Regions from separate parts of the Homo sapiens genome. Here region 1 is linked to region 2. Evidence: chromatin loops called from intact Hi-C (ENCODE). Cell type or tissue: gastrocnemius medialis. All regions are shown on one strand. Links, peaks and the distances in the headings refer to the core of each region. The heading gives the core; the rest is flanking DNA.

What was found. A loop is a pair of places that touch in the nucleus more often than their neighbours do. Peaks named below come from ENCODE experiments on the same cell type or tissue, not always from the same donor. Only the 100,000 strongest peaks of a DNase experiment are listed, where the experiment ranks them.
Region 1: a loop joins it to region 2, with 3 times the contacts of the local background. A loop is called at or near these places in 2 of 110 quality-filtered maps.

The regions. Positions count from the first base shown.
Region 1 is chr14:75,337,629-75,346,686 of GRCh38, reverse strand. No RefSeq gene overlaps it. Among named protein-coding and RNA genes, the nearest start is that of LINC01220, 48 kb to the right of the region's middle. In gastrocnemius medialis, for the core only: no CTCF peak of the experiment used is centred there; DNase peaks (open chromatin) are centred at 2,556 and 5,506; H3K4me3 peaks cover 1,122 bases; H3K27ac peaks cover 4,756 bases.
Region 2 is chr14:75,557,193-75,566,250 of GRCh38, reverse strand. LOC107984653 (a long non-coding RNA gene) reads right to left here and starts at 8,080. Exons shown (of 2, transcript XR_001750830.1): 1 at 8,045-8,080; 2 at 6,333-6,623. RefSeq lists enhancers at 3,895-3,974, 6,280-6,439. In gastrocnemius medialis, for the core only: a CTCF peak has its summit at 5,110 (motif pointing right); DNase peaks (open chromatin) are centred at 2,170, 3,988, 5,150 and 6,184; H3K27ac peaks cover 6,711 bases.

The sequences.
Region 1 (9,058 bases), core at 711-8,710, 220 kb after region 2:
GTTTCCCCTGTTATTGGCTAAGAATGACTACCATCTAATCTCACTCTCTGAGGCATGGACCCACGAGGCATGTGTTAGTCAGGATTCTCCAGAGAAACAGAACGAATAGGATGTAGCTATAAAGAGAATGAGACTTATTATAAGAAATTGGCAGCCTTGGCAACATAGTGAGACCCTGTCTCTACAAAAAAATTAAAAGTTAACCAGGCATAGTGGTGCATGCTTTTAGTCCCAGGTCCTTGGGAGACTAAGGTGTGAGGATCACTTGAGCCCAGGAAGTCGAGGCTGCAGTGAACCATGAACGCATCACTGCATTCTAGTCTGGGCAACAGAGCAAAACCATGTCAAAAAAAAAAAAAAAGGAAAGAAAGAAAGAAATTGGCTCATACAATTATGGAGACTGCCAGATCCCAAGATCTGCAGTGGGCAGTCTTGAGACCCAGGAGAGCTGATAGTGTAGATCCAGTGTGAGGGCCTGCAGGCTCAAGACCCAGAAAGAGCCGATGTTGCAGTTCGAGTCCGAAGGCAAGAAAAAACCCAAAAACCAATGTTCCCACTTGAAGACAGTCAATAGGAGGAATTTCCTCTTCTTCCAGGGAGGGTCAGCCTTTTGTTCTATTCAGGCCTCCAACTGACTGGAGGAAACCCGCCCACATTAGGGAGAACTATCTGCTTTACTCAGTTATCAACTGAAATGTGGAAGACTTATCCGAAGACACCCTCACAGAATCACCTGAAATAATGTTTACCAAATATCTGGGCACCCCATGGCTCAGTCAAGTTGATGCATACAACTAACCATCACAGACCTTAATAAATTTTTGCCCTTAGATAACTCCTTTTCCAGCTATCACCCCCTGCCAACATACACACACACTCTCCTCAGAAGAAGAACTATGGTAGAAATTCTATAAATCCCCTAACAATAGGAAACTGGGCAACTATGCTATGTCCTGGCCAGATGAGCAACTCCTGAAGAAATTATCATTCTCCTTACTAAGCCATGGTCTCATCTCCTGCCCATATTCCACCGATGCCCAGTCTCACCCCTCTGACCTTTTCTTCACACTCCTGCATCCACTACCTGGTCCCGACTCTTATCATCTCAAGCCCAAACTACTGTGATCGCCTCTGAATGAGTCTCTCTATCTTCCCTTTCCCCAATGTATCCTCCACACTGCCACCAGGTTACAGAATCTTGGTGAACAAACAAAACACATTCTTCCAGTTCTGAGTTCACAAAATTATTTAATGATTCTTCATTGACTATAAAATTCAATTCAGTACAACAAATACTTTTAGCATCTGCTGTGCACCAGGTCTGTGACCACCACAGTGAGTAGGCTGTGGCCTTCCCATCAGTGGACTCACTGCCTACCTCTAGGAAGAGGCAGACAAATACAGTCCCAGGCAAAAAAAAAATTAAAATCCCAAATTTTTTTTTTTTTTTTTTTTTGAGACAGAGTCTCACTCTGTCACCCAGGCTGGAGTGCAGTGGTGCAATCTCGGCTCACTGCAACCTCCACCTTCTGGGTTCAAGCAATTCTCCTGCCTCAGCCTCCTGAGTAGCTGGGATTATAGGCACGCGCCACCATGCCCAGCTAGTTTTTTGTATTTTTAGTGAGACGGGGTTTCACCATGTTGGTCAGGCTGGTCTTGAACTCCTGACCTCATGATCCATGTGCCTCAGCCTCCCAAAGTGCTGGGGTTACAGGCATGAGCCACTGTGCCCAGCTAAATTCCCAAATCTTTTAACCAAGAGAGGCTGACATCCATTGTTCTTATCTACCCAGTATCCATTTTCCCTTATCTTGGCAACAGCATCTGGTCTTCCATTGGGGAATATCTTAATTTGGATTCCCCAAAAGCAGACCTTTAGACAGATTCAAGTGTGAGAATTTATTTGGGAGGAAGTTCTGGGAAATACCAGTAGGCAAGTAGGAAAGTAAGATGGAGAAGGAAGGAAGTCAATGCAGAGTGTATCATCATTCAAGTGACCACACTGAGCAACTGGAACTTAATCCTACTGGGGAACTCTGAGAAACACTGTAGAACATGAGCCACAGAGTCATCTCACCCGAGACAAAAAAAAAATGGGGTATTCATCCTCCAACTCCAACAGCCATTGGCCAAGGACTGCTCTTAGGAAGTGTTAACTCCCTGGCATTTCTGGCCTTTCTTGAATGTGTTCAGAGTGGGCTCTGGTGGTGAGAGAAAGCCCTCAGGCAAAGACATGAGGGTGTTAACAGTAGAAAATTAAACCAGCATCCACCGAAATGGTAAGGACCAAGGGGATAAGGATGGGGCACTGGCAGCATCTGCTACAGTGGCCATTCCTCCATATGGTTGGGGTGGAGATGAACTTGCCCTCTTGGGCCACGTCCCAGACCTGGTCAGTGAGAAAGCCCACATCCCTCTGGTCATGGTTGTAGTTCCAGCAGGGTTAGAGGATAGTTGTTCATGACCCAGACTGAGCCAACCAACCAGCCTCAGTCCTAAGAATTCTGAGAATTCTTCTGGAAATATTTGGCAAGAGATGGCTGAACTGAGGTGACGTAAGCCTAGAGTTGCCAGGGACCACCACATGGAGAAAGCCTCCTGGGAAATGAAATCAATGCAGATGAGCCAGAGCTGAGAGAAGGAGAGAGACTGAGCCCTGATGACATCTTTTGAGAACATGGATCCAGCTATGTGTCATACTCATGCCCTTGGGCTTTTTAATTAGATGAAATGATAAATTCCATTTTATCTTAAGTAAATTTGAATTGGATTTCTATCACTTGAAACTAAAACAGTCCTGACTAATTCATGAGGCAACCAAGATCCTCCAAAATATGGTCTCAACTCCAGTTTTTGTTGTTTTCATCTATAATTCTTCTATTCAAATCCTGTACTTCTCCTAGACTTAGAATTGACTGTCCACCCCCATGGAGCTCGTTGATAGCCACACCCTCCATCCGCTCCAGGCTTCGCTCACCTCATTTCTATCCCCTAGGACTGCTTTTTCCTCTTCACTGTCTGTCTAAATCCTACTCATTGTTCAAGACCCACCTCTGGTCCTGCCTCCTCCAAAAAGCCATCCTAACTACCCCAAACCACAGCTCTCCTCTGAGCAACGTGATCACTTATCCATGCCATTCGTTTGGTGCTCATTATATAGGATTTGGTATGTTTATAACGATGGCATTAGTGTGTTTCCTGGCTCCCCATTCAGATCAAAAGCCATGTGTGTAACTGTTTGTGTCTTTCATGATGCCCAGAATTGACTAGTACTGTAATATGCAAAACAATACCATGGTTGACTCAAATCTTTTTGAAAGAATCTTAAAAATAAATAAATGGTAAAAACAGTTTTACTTGGTTGATTGAAGAACCTAGAACACAAGCATTTCTTACTTCTCTATTTTGCCCAAGATGAACTGAGCTTAATGCTATTGAGGGAAGTCCACCAGGGACTCTATCACTTCACCCACACAGTGGGGCACTTTCAACAGATCACCTTTTCCTGAGCATCTCAGGCCATAGTTCACAGACTTCTTGTAGTAGATATCTGTCATTCTTGACTTCCAAAAGCTTTTGCATAATCTCTCCACATTTTAAGGATATTCACATTGAATTTGTGTCTCTCTGCATAGATGTGTGGGTGTAGACATTTCTCAGCTTTGCTTGCTGCTGGGTACAGACACATGGCTTAGGTTTTGCCACTTAGATGCACCCACATGAGACTTTGATTTGGAAGTGAGCTACATGAGGAAACAGAAGGGGTGCAGGCCCAGATGGCAGCAGGTACAGCAGGTTTCTGGGGCTGGAGGTGGCAGTGGCAGCTCTTTGCCTGCAGCAGAGACAACCATGGTTCATGGTTGGCAGTGGTAACAGCTTCTTACCGACCCAATCCTGCAGTGTGTCTCTAGGAAGTGTTCATGGAATTTCAGCTTAGAGCTTGTTCCTTCAGCCCTTCTGACAATTCTGTGATCTTCCCAATATCCCCAAATAAACCCCTTCTTAAACTTGCTAGAATGAATTCTATTGCCTACAAATGTGCACTCTAACCAATGCAACCCTGATGTCCACCATTTGGCCAGGTAGCTTTCTCCATGTCCCAGACATAAACTGAAGTTGTGCAACCTCACCTGTGTGATGACCAGCTTCAATTCTTCCATAGATCAAAGGCCCTGGAGCCTTTGGGTTTATCTGCTATTGTAGTCTGGGAGAAAAGAGAAGAGGCTGAGCAGCAAGACCAGATGGCCATGGAAAATTCCTAGTACTCGGGGTTCCTGGTATTCTGGAAGTTTTTCCTAGTCTGAGTAGGGATTCTGGCTGGGCGCAGTGGCTCACACCTGCTATTCCAACACTTTGGGAGGCTGAGATGGGGGGATCGCTTGAGACCAAGGGTTCAAGAACAGCCTGGGCAATATAGTGAGACCTTGTCTCTACAAAAAAATTTAAAAATTAGCTGAGTGTAGTGACCTGACCCTTGCACCTGAAGCCCCAGCTACTCAGGAGGCTGAGGCAGGAGGATCACTTGAACCCAGGAGGCAGAGGTTGCACTGAGCCGAGATGGCACCACTACACTCCAGCCTGGGTGACAGAGTGAAACCTTGTCTTAAACTGAATTAATTTAATTTAAAAGGGATTCTCCCATTCATCCCAAAGGTGACTCTTAGTTGACTGGAAGGTTTCACTAAATAAATATAGAATTGCTTTATGTCTCCTAAAGACTTTCTTGGCACCAGACATTAAAGATTTTAAAAACACTCAACTCTCTCTCCCAACATGAGGCTGCCTCTGACTCTACATACCAAGTTCCTCTCCTTCAGGTTCCTCTTGTTGGCTTCTGACTCAGCTAATTTTCCCCTTCTTTAGGCCTCTTGAAGACTTTTCTCAGCTCCCCAAACCCTGCTTCTGCATAAATGCCTAAATCATATTTTCCCCTGTAGTGCTCAGTCACTTCCCAGTAAAACTTGACCATGAGTCTGTGAGGTCTGGGGGTCTGGAGCTGGTGCTGTGGCTGAGCTTCAGCCTTCATAAATATCTTTCTCTTTTGCCTGATCCTGAATTCTAGGGAAAATCTTTCCTCCCTGTTTCTCACTCTCTACTCTAGCTGGCTCCAGACTATGCCAAGGGATTCCCCAATCAGCAAATTGGGCTACTTGTCCAAACTTTATGGCCTCCTTTAAGGGTGCCACTGAAGACAAAGATAACAGGATCATGGGGATCCCCTGACCTCCTAATGTGGAAGCCTGTGCATGCTGGGTTTATTTCTATGTGATCACCAAAGATATTCCACAGAAATCCTCCCCAATCACCCTGCTTGTCATTCATTCATCAAAAGTTTATTCCCTGCAGAAATTGCTTTGGACTGAAACCCTATAGGAGGGTAGGTTCGGGATGGCTTGCCAGGGCCTCTCATAGACAGACTTTCATAGACAAGTCCTTGCCAACAGCTTAAGGGGAAACGAGGTCCCAGGAGGCCCCCGGCTGTCTGATCATGTGACCTTCCTGGCTCCGTTACAAGGACGTCCTGTTCCTCTTGGAGTGATGGCTCTACTGAGGAAGTGACTGTGTCATATCTGGGACAGGAAAAAAGCTATTTCAAGTCCTGAAGTAATCACTCGGTTAGGTAGTGCGGTCTCTTCAGAAACTGCCTGGACAGTGGAGAAAGACCAGTCCTGAGGGAAGGTAAATGGAAGCCCGTGTCACTAGGGCAAAGGAGGACCCACTAGAAGAAGAATGGCAGGGGTTGTCATGTCAGTCCTCCATTTGTGATACATTTCTGGCCGGTCATGAAGAAATGGCATGGGGGAACAATACACATGACCCCCAAACCAAGACGCAGAGGTCTCTCCACATATCTGGGTAAGCAGGAATGAATGAGAACATCCTCACATTCATGGCCTCCTTGGGTTTTAAAAGTACATTGAGAAACAGGATGGTACCTAATGGCCCATGAAGGTCTCTCCTCGGCTGGCTGGCTTTCCCCATGTGCAACAAGAGATTTAGGAGATTCGTTTGTATATTTCCATCAAGAATTCTGGGAATCAGACCTGAAACTTACTATTTCCTTATCACTTGGGTAGACTGGGGAAAATAATGGTTATATTCAGAAAGCTCATGGACCCACACATACTGATCAGTCAATGGTTCCTTAACACTTAACTAGTGTTAAGGAAACAAGAGAAAGGGAGAAGACCTTTATCCTGAAAATATCACCTATGTCTTCAGGGCCAAGCCATTTACCTGGGCCTGCCTAGCATACTGTAGGTGTTCATCATGTACTTTTTGGGTGAGTGGGTTCGTGTTTATGTCTAGAATGTTTGCATCCTTCTACATTCTCAATTTCCTCAAGAACAGAAGCCATGTATCTGCTTGAGTCCCAGAGTAGTAGAAAGAATCCTGGGCCTGGATGTGCTTCTCATCAATCAGTTGAACATGTTCATCTTTATTTGCCTGATAAATTAAAAAATAGGAGAGAGGCAATCAAAGGCAGAACGGTGGCAAGTCTTACTACAAGTCTATAGGGCTCTTTGTTTACCTCTAGGAAACCCTGGCTTCATCCAAGCAATCTCTCTCCATTATTATGCAAAATCAAGAAAATAATAATAGTAACATTCCTGCCAGAAATTCCAGGGCAACGCTGTTTTAGGCATCTAGGTTGGAGATGGCAGATATTTGGCATGCTTGCAACTACCTGATATTCCGTGTTCCTGACAGACATCGTGAATCAATCATTCTAATCATCACTAATCACTAATCATCACTATTCTGCTGACCCTCAGAGTCTTTCTCAACATTGCATTCCAGGCAGCCACTACCAATCAACTAGAAATCACACATGCAAAGGATGTTATCTCTGCTGTAGTCCATGATGGCATGTGATACTTTCATATCCTAAACCAATCTGAAAATTCTCACAAATACTCTTGATAATAAGTATCACTGCAATTACAGAATTACAGATCTGAAAGAGACCTTAGAAATCATCAGCTTTAATCCAAAATGCAAGATGAGCCTGGAGCATCTCGTATGGCAGATAGGACACTGAAGTCCACAGAGGGTAACCAACTCGCCCTAATTCAGAGTGTTAGTTAATGTCATTAGCAGTCCCTTACATCTGTATAGTGCTTTAGAGATGACAGTGTACTTTTAACTGAAGGACCTCATATGATTCTTTATTCATTCATCCAATAAATATTTATTGAATTCCTACTGTGTTCTATGTACTATGCTGGAGGTTAGGAAACCAGCAGTTAGAAGGAAGAAAGAAAAGAAAAAAAAGCTTTGATTCCTGTCTTACAGTTAAGCAAGGAGCCTTAAAATAACTCCATGACCTGAACAGGATAGACACTACTATCCTCAGCTTTGCAGATGCTAGAGGGTGACAATTAAGAGAGGACATGACACGCTTAAAAACGGCAGCTCTGGAATTCACAACATCCCTCAAGTCGCCACTTTTAGATGAGATCATTACTGTTGCAACATGTGGGAAGCAAATTTCCAGACCCATCAGGCATTTCTTAATTAGCTCTCTGACCACTTCAGAATGCTTAAGGTATGAAAGAACCTCTCTATTTAGGGAATGATGGCAAATTCTCCCGGCCCTGTAGAAACAATTTCAAAGGGTCTTTCTCTCCAAACCTGCAACCCCTTGACCTTGTAGCCCATGCAGTGTGGTGGGAAGAGCACAGATATGGGAGCACAGAGTTCTGAATCCTATTCCCACCCATGGCTCTAACCAACTAGTTCATCTTGGACAAGGTACATCACCTCTCTAGGCTTCAGTTTCCCCATCCATAAGGAAAGTGAGTTGAACCATGAGATCTCTAAGCTTCCTTCCCACTGACATCTGACAATTCTGCCTGACCAAAAAAGACAGAGCTTCCCAGCCGTACTTCACCTTCTCCTTTCACCAGACATTCTCTGCAACAGCTGGCTTTGCAGCCCAGACCCACCAAGAAAACAGCAACTCTAGGAAAGGTGGTATGGTCCAGCAAAGCCCAAAGTAGTTCTAATCATGATCCAGCTGATCATGTGACCTGAGACAACCAGTTCAACCTTCATATGTCATGGTTTCTTCTTCCCCCATCCAACAATGATATGATAAAAGAAACCAGATGTAGAAATGCTTTGGAAATATTAAGATGTGCCCATCAAGAAGGAAAAAAAAGAAGCTGACCTAAGTAACTTTGGAAAATGATGGGGTTTTTTTCTTTTTTATTTCACTGTCACAAACTTCACACACAATGGAAAATGATGTGTTTGACTGGAATCTGTAAAGCTAAAAAAATACTGTGCAAAAAGAACTCTGCAAAAACACTATACTCTAGTTGATAAATTTACTTTTCATAGGGAACTACATTGGTGATTCTGAAACTACTTCACATGTATACTAGGGTTGAACAAATATGTAAATAAATTATAGATAATGGGAGTCAGGTTTCTCACCATCAGAGAAAAAAGCAGCAGTGAGAAAAGGGAGAAGGTTAGAATGAAACCTGCAGGGTTGGATTCAAGTCAGAGATAATACAAATTCTTTCTTTTTTTTTCTTTTTTTGGGGACAGAGTTTCACTCTTGTTGCCCAGGCTACTGTGCAATGGCACGATCTTGGCTCACTGCAACTTCTGCCTCCTGGGTTCAAGTGATTCTCCTCCCCAGCCTCCCAAGTAGCTGGGACTACAGGCATGCACCACCACACTCAGCTAATTTTTTTATGTTTTTAGTAGAGACGGGGTTTCACCATGTTGATCAGGTCGGTCTCAAACTCCTGACACAGGTGATCCACCCACCTTGGCCTCCCAAAGCGCTGGGATTGCAGGTGTGAGCCACTGCGCCTGGCACAAACTCTTTTTAAAAGTATATATACAAATAGACAGATACACAAACATAGATATGCACATATTCATGGGTTAGCATACATACATATATACATAAATATATGTAAATATTCCTAACTGTTCACTGAGAGGGCCTAGAAGCAATGACACCCCAGTAGCAACGAGCACACCCAACACTCAGAAACATGGTTTCTAAATACCATTCTCTGATTAAAGGAACCAGGCT
Region 2 (9,058 bases), core at 492-8,491:
GAGAGAAAGAGAGAGAAAGGAGGGAAGGAAGGAAGGAAGGAAGGGGAAAGAAGGAAGGAAGACCTGCTCCTGACCAATGTGTTGGGAAAGTTTGGGGGCACCAGAAAGAATTATGGGGTCTTGACATCATGCATTTCCTTCCATCCCCTTTGCCAAAGTTAGTGAGGGATGAGGAGGAGGCAGGATGGGGGTGGGGTGGTGCTGGGGGTGGTGACACCCATTCATTAATTGATTCACTCAACATATTGTTAATTAGCCAGGCATGGTGGTGCATGCCTGTGGTCCTGGCTACTTGGGAGGCTGAGATGGGAGGATCACCTGAGCCTGGAAAGTTGAGGCTGCAGTGAGACATGATCACACCACTGCACTCCAGCCTAAGCAACAGAGCAAAGACCCTGTCTCAAAAATAAACACATAAATGTTAATAAAAACATATTGTTAGCCCTATGTGAAAGTGCTGCTCTAAACACAGGGGAAATAATGGTGAACATCTTGACAAGGTCCTGAGCCTCTTGAAGTTTATAATCCTGTGGAGAAGACAGTCTATGGATAAACAAGTGTCATAATATCATGTGAGGTAGCACAATGAAGAGTGAGATGGTGGTTAGGGAAAAAACATTTGAGCAGAAGGGAGGAAATGGATATCTGGGGCAAGAGTGTTCCGGGCACAGGGAACAGCATGTGCAAAGGCTCTGAGGTAGGAACGTGCTTGGTGTGGCCAGACACAGCGGGGATCCCAGTGTGGTTGGAGCAGAGAGACAGAACAGGGGGCTGGTGGGAGAAGGGCTCAGACAGGTAAGTGGGGGTCAAATCTTGCAGGGCCTTGTGGGCTCTGATTAGGATGTGGACACTGAGTGAGGCCAGAAGCCCTGAAGGAGTTTTAAGCAGAGGAGTGATGTGGCGGACTTGCGCTATAAAGGAATCTCTCTGGCTGCTATGTGGAGTAGACAAAGAGGCAGTTAGGAGGCTGCTGTGGTTTCCTGGCAAAGCCTGGAGGAAAGGTCTGGGGGTGCTGGCAGGTAGGCGGGTAGGGCTGTGCCAGATGATTGCAGTGGGTCACCAGCTGTGAAAAATGGGGGATTCCTTCCGTGAAGTAGGACACAGCACCAGAACTTTTGGAGGTGGTGACGTTAGGAAGAGGTAGGACCATCTTTCTAGTTACTTGGGGACCTCACTAGGCTCCTCAGGCCAGGAGATAGAATCTCCATGCTTCATGCTGGCCACCCTGGGCACATGCTTTTCCTTCTGCCTGGAATGCTCTTCCCTGCCTTCCTCATCTGTTTCACTCTACTCCTCCTTCAAGGCTCAGTTGAAATGTCACTTCCTTCCTGAAATCGGTCACATGTTCTGAGTGTATGTGCTCCTGATGCTTCTTTTGCATGGCACTTACCACAATTGTCATTATTTAATTAGGATAATTAGGGCGCAGTGGTTCACACCTGTAATTCCAGCGCTTTGGGAGGCAGAGGCGGGTGGATCACTTGAGGTCAGGAGTTCGAGACCAGCCTGGCTAACATAGTGAAACCTCATCTTTACTAAAAATACAAAAATTAACTGAGCATGGTGGTGCACGTCTGTAATCCCAGCTGCTCGGGAGGCTGAGGCAGGAGAATTGCTTGAACCCAAGAGGCGGAGGTTGCAGTAAGCCAAGACGGCACCACTGCACTCCAGCCTGGTGACAGAGTGATACTCTGTTTCAATAAATTAAAAAATAAAAATAGAATAATTAGTTCTTTGGTGTTTGTTTCCCCTGGCAGACTGTAGGCTCCATGAGGGCAGGTGCTGGGTCTGCTTTCTTCTTCGCCCCTTGGTTACTCCCTAGCAGAGTGTCTCACACAAGTCAGTGCTCAATACATTTTGTTGAATGAATGAATCAATAAGCAAATGGAATGGACAGCAGGTGCAAGAGAAGCATCAGGGGAGGCAAGCTGATTCCTAAGAGCTGCAAAGGAATAGGGCTCATTTCAACTTAGAATCCAAACCAAGGCACTTGCAGGCACCTGGTGGGTGATAAATACCTTACATCATAGGAACAAAGTTCTAAGAATAGGATTTCAGTCATCAGTCAAGGTATAAAAGAGGTTATTTGTTTTGGGAAAGCAGGCAGAAAGGTTCATATGTCCTGAGGATCATATTCCCTGGCTGCCAGTCATCTCACACAGGTTTGCCTAATCCTGCATTTGCGGCCCTCAGAGGACACGTGGCTACTTTAGCATGAAAGCGTTTATTAAACAGACATTTTTATTTATTTGTTTGCTGTTGAAGCGTTTCAAGCATTTATTAAAGAGGCAGGATCTTGCTCTGTCACCTGTGCTGGAGTGCAGTGGTATCATCATAGCTCACTGCAGCCTTGAACTCCTGAGCTCAAGAAATCCTCCCAATTTAGCCTCCTGAGTAGCTAGGACTATAAGAATGCACCACATACAGCTAATTTTTTTTAACTTTCTTCTTGTAAAGACGGAGTCTCACTATGTTGCCCAGGCTGGTTTCCAATTCCTGAACTCAAAACAATCCAACCACCTTGGCTTCGCAATGTGCTAGGATTACAGGTGTGAGCAACCGCACCTATAATCAGAAGGACATCTTTAGAGTACATCATTTAAAAAATCTATTAAGCTTTCAACCTTTTAAAAAATGTTATCAAGTAATGTACATAACATAAATCTTCATCCAGTTCCCGAACCTCTTTGCATCCTTCGTCTCCACTCCTTCCTGCTCACCATTAATGACACATTGTGTCAGAGTGGACAGATGGAAACGGCCCGAGTCAAAGATTCTGCCTCACGTGGAGTAGGCTTTCTCCTGGGAGTGTGAGGCCCTCCTGGCTCACCACACTGTGGCGACCTGGGAGCTTCTGCACTCCAATCCAATGCCGATGTCCTGGGCCATGCTTGCTACCAGCAGCTCTGTTTCTTGAGTCTTGGGTGACTGCTGTGTTGACTGATGAAGAGTTTTTATCTAAGGGTCTACGAATGGGTTTCAGAATCCTGCAAACCCCTGAAATCATATCATCCAAATTGATTAATACACATGTGTTTTGGCTGGGCATGGTGGATCACACCTGTAATCTCAGCACTTTGGGAGGCTGAAGGGGGTGGATCACCTGAGGTCAAGAGTTTGAGACCAGCCTGACCAACATGGGGAGACCCTGTTTCTACTAAAAATACAAATTAAATTAGCCAGGCGTGGTGGTGCATGCCTGTAATCCCAGCTACTTGGGAAGCTGAGGCAGGAGAATCACTTGAACCTAGGAGGTGGAGGTCGCAGTGGGCTGAGATCACGCCATTGTGCTCCAGCCTGGGCAACAAGAATGAAACTCTGTCTCGAAAAAAAAAAAAAAAGAAAGAAAGAAAGAAAAAAGAAACATGTTTTATAAAGGGAGAGGCGGGGGAGTCCACAGTTTCATCAGATAGTCAAAGCAGCCCAATGACCCCCAGATGAAATAAATCACGGTTTAGATGGATAATCTATACATTTCAGGTTTAAAAATCTACTTCGAGCTTGTCACCTAGTATCTGCCCTGACTATATACACTGTGCTAGGTGCAGATCTGACTGTTGTGTTTATTTCATCACTATGGGTAACTAAAGTGGATTTCCTGACACAAATTATGCAGGACTAGACAGAGACATTACTAGATTAATTGTGGACAGGGTGAGGCACATATTTGGTGAGACCACTTTGCCTTCTAGAGGTGACCCTTTATTCTCCATTTGCAACAAGATTCTGAGAGCCAGGTCTGAATGAAAAATTTTAACCCGTGGCTTCTATGTTCCAGGTGATCTTGGACTTAGGAGAAGAGAGAAGACGCTGAAGGAGGTGTGGAAAGCTCAGGGAGTGGGAATGGCTTTCCTTATCTGCCCATCGATCATGTCCGTGCTTCAGTTGAGACTGAAGTCACTTGGCAGCCACACGTTTTAGACTGAGGTAACTCCCCACTGCCATAAAGGTCAAGAAAGCCACTGTGCTGACACAGGTCCTCCCCTGACAGCCTGTTCCACAGCGACCCTTGAGTCATCATGTCTGGATGACTAGGCTGACAAAAACAAGGTTTCACAGGGTGAGTTGAATTGTGGGGGAGCGGGGCACAGCACAGGGCAGCGGAGTAGGAAGGGCACTGCACTTGGAGTCTGAAGATCAGGGCTGAAGGCCTTGCTCAGTGAGCTTGGGCAACATGTGTTGGTGTTTGGGCTTCACATAAAATTAGACACTATTCACAATAGCAAAGAGACGGAACCCATCTAAGTTCCCATCAGCTATAGACTGAATAAAGAAAATGTGGTACATATACACCATGGAATACTATGCTGCCATAAAAAGGAACAAGATCATGTCCTTTGCAGCAACATGGATGGAGCTGGAGACCATTACCCTGAGCGAACTAACACAGAAATGGAAAAACAAATACTGCATATTCTCACTTGTAAGTGGGAGCTAAGGACACAAAGATAAGACAAACAGACACTGGAGCCTACTCGAGGGTGGAGGGCAGGAAGAGGGTGAAGACTGAAAAACTACCTATCAGGTATTAGGTACTACGTGTATTACCCGGGTGATGAAATAATCTATACACCAAACCCCCGTGACATGCAATTTACCTATGTAACAAGCCTGCACATGTACCCCTGAATCTAAAATAAAAGGAAAAAAGATAGGGCAAAAAGGAAATGAGAGGCTGCTATTAACATGTTACCGGGGAGCTAGCAGGTATTCAATGATTGGGACTGTGCAGGTACAACGTAGTTATCACCCTAAAACAGGATGTAGCCAACATCCTGTTCACGGCTACCCGGAGTTTCACAGTAAAATATCTGCAGAGCTTGTGTTTGGAAACCAGGTTGATGCCCAAATCTGTGCAGATTTGCATTCCTGGTCACTCACCCAAACATCTCTTCAGAGCTATGCCCTAGGATAGAGTGAGGAAGCTGAATGAGGCGCCAGCTTGCATCTAGAGGTCAATTCTCTGTATTCAAGCTTCTGCCCAAACAAGTGATGGTTGGCTGCCATGGTTCAGGACTCTCTCAAGCTGGGAAAGGAGGATGCAGGAGGGAGGGGGAACGGAGGAGAGGGAGGAAAGTTGATCTCTGCAGTTCTCTGTCACTAGGTGGCAGCACCAACCCGGGACCGCTGTCCCAATGGTCCTGGCTGTAATCCTGGAATGTGGGGAGTTCCCCAGGTGCGCTTGCGCTTGCTATATATAGCTCCAACTTTGCAAGCAGCCAAAGAGAGGTTGAGTCCCATCTCCACGTTTAACTGTGTGACCTTGGGCAAACCATTTAGCCTCTTCGGAGTCTTTCTTTATCTGTAAAATGGGGATAATAATCTTTCCTAAAATAATAGAGTGAACAGAAAATGAGATCATAAATGGCAGCCAGTATCATCCCTGCCCCTAGCAAGATGACCCCTCACTCTTTCATACATCACCTTTATTTTGCACTTTTCTTTTCTTTCAAGGGTGCCCCTAATGCTTATTTTAAATGAGCATATGTAGATGAACACTTTGGGGTGGGGGAGTGAGGCGGCAGGAGGAATGGTCCATGGTGTGATTTTTTTTTTAGAACAGACCCAACTTTTTAATCTTCCTTCCCCTCCTTGCACCCATTCTCTTCCTCTTCATTTTCTTTCTTCTATCTTGGGATTTTTATTTACAAATATGTTAATCATCTGCTCTGTGCAAACCTCTGGCGAGGCAGAGACAGGTGGGGAAGAAGAGGGAGAGGCGAGGAGAATTACAAGAACACACTGGAGAGTCCCTCCCTCCAAGACCCCCACAGTCCTGTAGGTGCTAAGCTGATAGCGAGATGGTGCGCACCGGTGCAGTTGAACTGGCTGTTGAAATATTAAAATATGTACATCTGGCTGACTGATAGCCCCTACCCTAGTGCCCCTCCATGCAACAACGCAGACGCATGCCTTCACCCTGCTCCAGCTCCGACCCCATTCTGACTGCCAGTGCCTGGCCTGGATTTTGAATATTGCCTTTTAGCTGATGGGCTGAGCTCCTCATAGAATGGACTGAAGAGGATGGGGAGTGAAGCCTGGAGGCTGAGTTGCAACTCCCAGTGATGGTTTTCAAATTAGAGCCTGGGGTTCCTTCCAGAAGCAGTAATGGGTAGTATCCAGGTTGGGCAATCCAGAGGCTGGTGTGGTTCTGGCTGCATGCCCAGTTTCTGGTGGAGCACAGAACACCCTCAAACCCTCTCAGAAAGCAGTCTACTCCTGTTAGCCCCTGAGAATTAGGATGCAGTGCCCTGCCCCCTCGCCCCCTCTCTGGGAAACCCAGGTACAATGAGTCACCATTTTTTTGGTTTCACAATAGAAGCTTACTCTGGTTGACATCAGCAGTAAATGAATGTATTGGAAGGATGTATGTGGCTCACAGAATTCAAAAGAAGCCCAGAGAACAAGGCCCAGAACAAGGCAGAAGCCAGGACAATTCTCCACCACAGGAATTCTCTCTCTGGCCAGGGCTTCACAGTTAGAGTAGAGGGGCTCCAAACATCTTCTGGGTCTTTTCTTTGCTCTGCTCCAAAGCGAGATTCCCAGTAGTCTGATTGGCCCAGTCTGGGTGTTTGGTTGTATCTTGGCCAGATAAGGCAGAGAAGACACCTTGATTGACAGCTCTACACATAGAAAGGAAATGCAGATGCTTTGTCAGAAGAAGGAGTAATAGAGCCGGGGCGCAGTGGCTCACGCTTATAATACCAGCATTTTGAGAGGCCTAGGCGGGTGGATCACTTGAGGTCAGGAGTTCAAGACCAGCCTGGCCAACATGGTGAAACCCCATCTCTATTAAAGATATAAAAATTAACCAGGCGTGATGGCATGCACCTGTAATCCCAGCCACTCAGGAGGCTGAGGCAGAAGAATCACTTGAACCCGGGAGTTGGAGGTTGCAGTGAGCCGAGATTACTCCACTGCACTCTAGCCTGGGTGACAGAGTGAGACTCCATCTCGAAGAAGGAGAAAGAGGAGGAGGAGGAGGAGAAAGGGGAGGAGGAGGAGGAGAAAGGGGAGGAGGAGGAGGAGGAGAAAGGGGAGGAGGAGGAGGACGAAGAGGAGGAGGAGGAGAAGAAGGAGAAGGAGAAGAAATGGATTCTGGGTAGCAAAAAAAAAAGTGTGTGGGGGTCACTGTAATCAGGTGCATCTCAGCTCTAGGTCACAATTCCGTGACATCTTGCCTTCAGCCCCAGGTTTTAGACCCAGACAGAACTAGATCCCCATTATAGTAGTGCAGTGACCTTCCTGAGGCCACCAGATCATCCCAGTCAGTCCTGCTTCCTGGGCATTTAGGGCTCTTATGGACTTGTTCCCCCACCCCCTGGGGATAAACAATGAGACACAAACCTTTGAGGGAGCCATAGGTAATTTAGTCACAGTCCAAACTCAAAATTCTCAACCTGAAGTAGACAAGGCTTGAGAATATATGAATGAATGAATTATTTATATTTATGATTAATTAATTCATTTATCAAACCTATAAATATCACATATCTGCTCTGCTGGGCACTAGGAATATAGCAGTAAACAAGACACAGATAGTCTCTGCCCTCACTCATGGGTTAGTGAATGGCCTATCTGGACAGCCATTTAACTGTCCACCATGAGTCACCACTGGGGGTTTTGGGCACGATGTAAGTAGATATCTGGTCTCTGTCATCTTCTCTCAATGATTGCTGTGGTTTAAATGTCTCCTCCAAAACTCGTGTTGAAATTTAATTGCCATTGTAACAGAGTTGAGAAGCGGGGCCTTTAAGAAGTGATTCGGTCATGAGGACAGAGCCCTCATGGATTAATGGGTCCCTCGATTAATGTCATTGTCACAGAAGCGGGTTTATCTTTGGAGTGGGTTCCCAATAAAAAAGACGAGTTTGGCTCACTTCCCTTTCTGTCTCATGTGCTTGCTTCCACCTTCCACCCTTCTGCCATGGGATAACACTTGCCAGATGCTGGCGCCATGCTCTTGGATTTCCCAGCCTCCAGAACTATGAGAAATAATTTTTTTTCCCTACAAATTACCCAAGCTGGGCATGGTGATTCACACCTGTAATCCCAGCAACTCAGGAGGCTGAGGCAGGAGGATCACTTGAGGTTAGGAGTTCAACACTAGCCTGGGCAATGTAGTGAAACTTCATCTCTAAAAAAAAAAAAAAAAATTTAATTAGCTGGGTGTGGTGGCATGTGTAGTCCCAGTTACTTGGAAGGCTGAGGAAGGAGGATCCCTTGAGCCCAGGAGTTCGAGGCTGCAGTGAGTTATAATCATGCCACTGCACTCCAGGCTGGGTGACAAAGTGAAACTCTCTCTCTCTGCTCCCTGAATTTCAGCACAGTGCCTCTCAGCCCTCCCAGCTGTGGCTCAAGCAGCCTGGGTGCTCCAGAAAGAATAGGTGGTAAACCTTGATGGCAAACATTTGGTGTTAAGTCTGCAAGGATGCAAAATGCAAGGGCTATAGAAGCATGGCTTCCTCTGCTTAGATTTCAAAGGATGTCATGGATCACCTGGAAGCTCAAGTAGAAATCTGCTTCAGGGGAACGGTCACCTCAGAGAGTCCCCACTAGGGCAATCCCAAGTGAAAATGTGGGGTTGGAGCCACTTCGGTTTGAATGTGCCCTCCAAAACTCATACTGAAATTTAATTGCCATTGAAACAGTGTTGAGAGGCAGGACCTTTAAGAGGTGATTAGCTCATGAGGGCTCCACTCTCATGAATAGATTAACGCCATTATCACAGGAATGAGTTGGTTGTTGCAGGAGTGGGTTCCTGATAAAAAGGTGGAGTTTGGTCTGCTCCCCTCTCTGTCTCATGTGCTCACTTCTGCCTTCCACCCTTCTGCCATGGGATGACCCTGGCCAGATACTGGTGCCATGCTCTTGGACTGGCCAGCCTCCAGAGTTGTGAGAAATAAATTTCATTTCTTTGTAAATTACTGAGTCTGTGGTATTCAATTACAGCAGTACGTAGGTTGTGTTCGTGTTTGTAGGGTGTAGAGGCATGAACCACCAGCAAGGCAGGCCAACCAGCTTCCATTACCATGGAAGCAGGATTTGGAGTAATAGA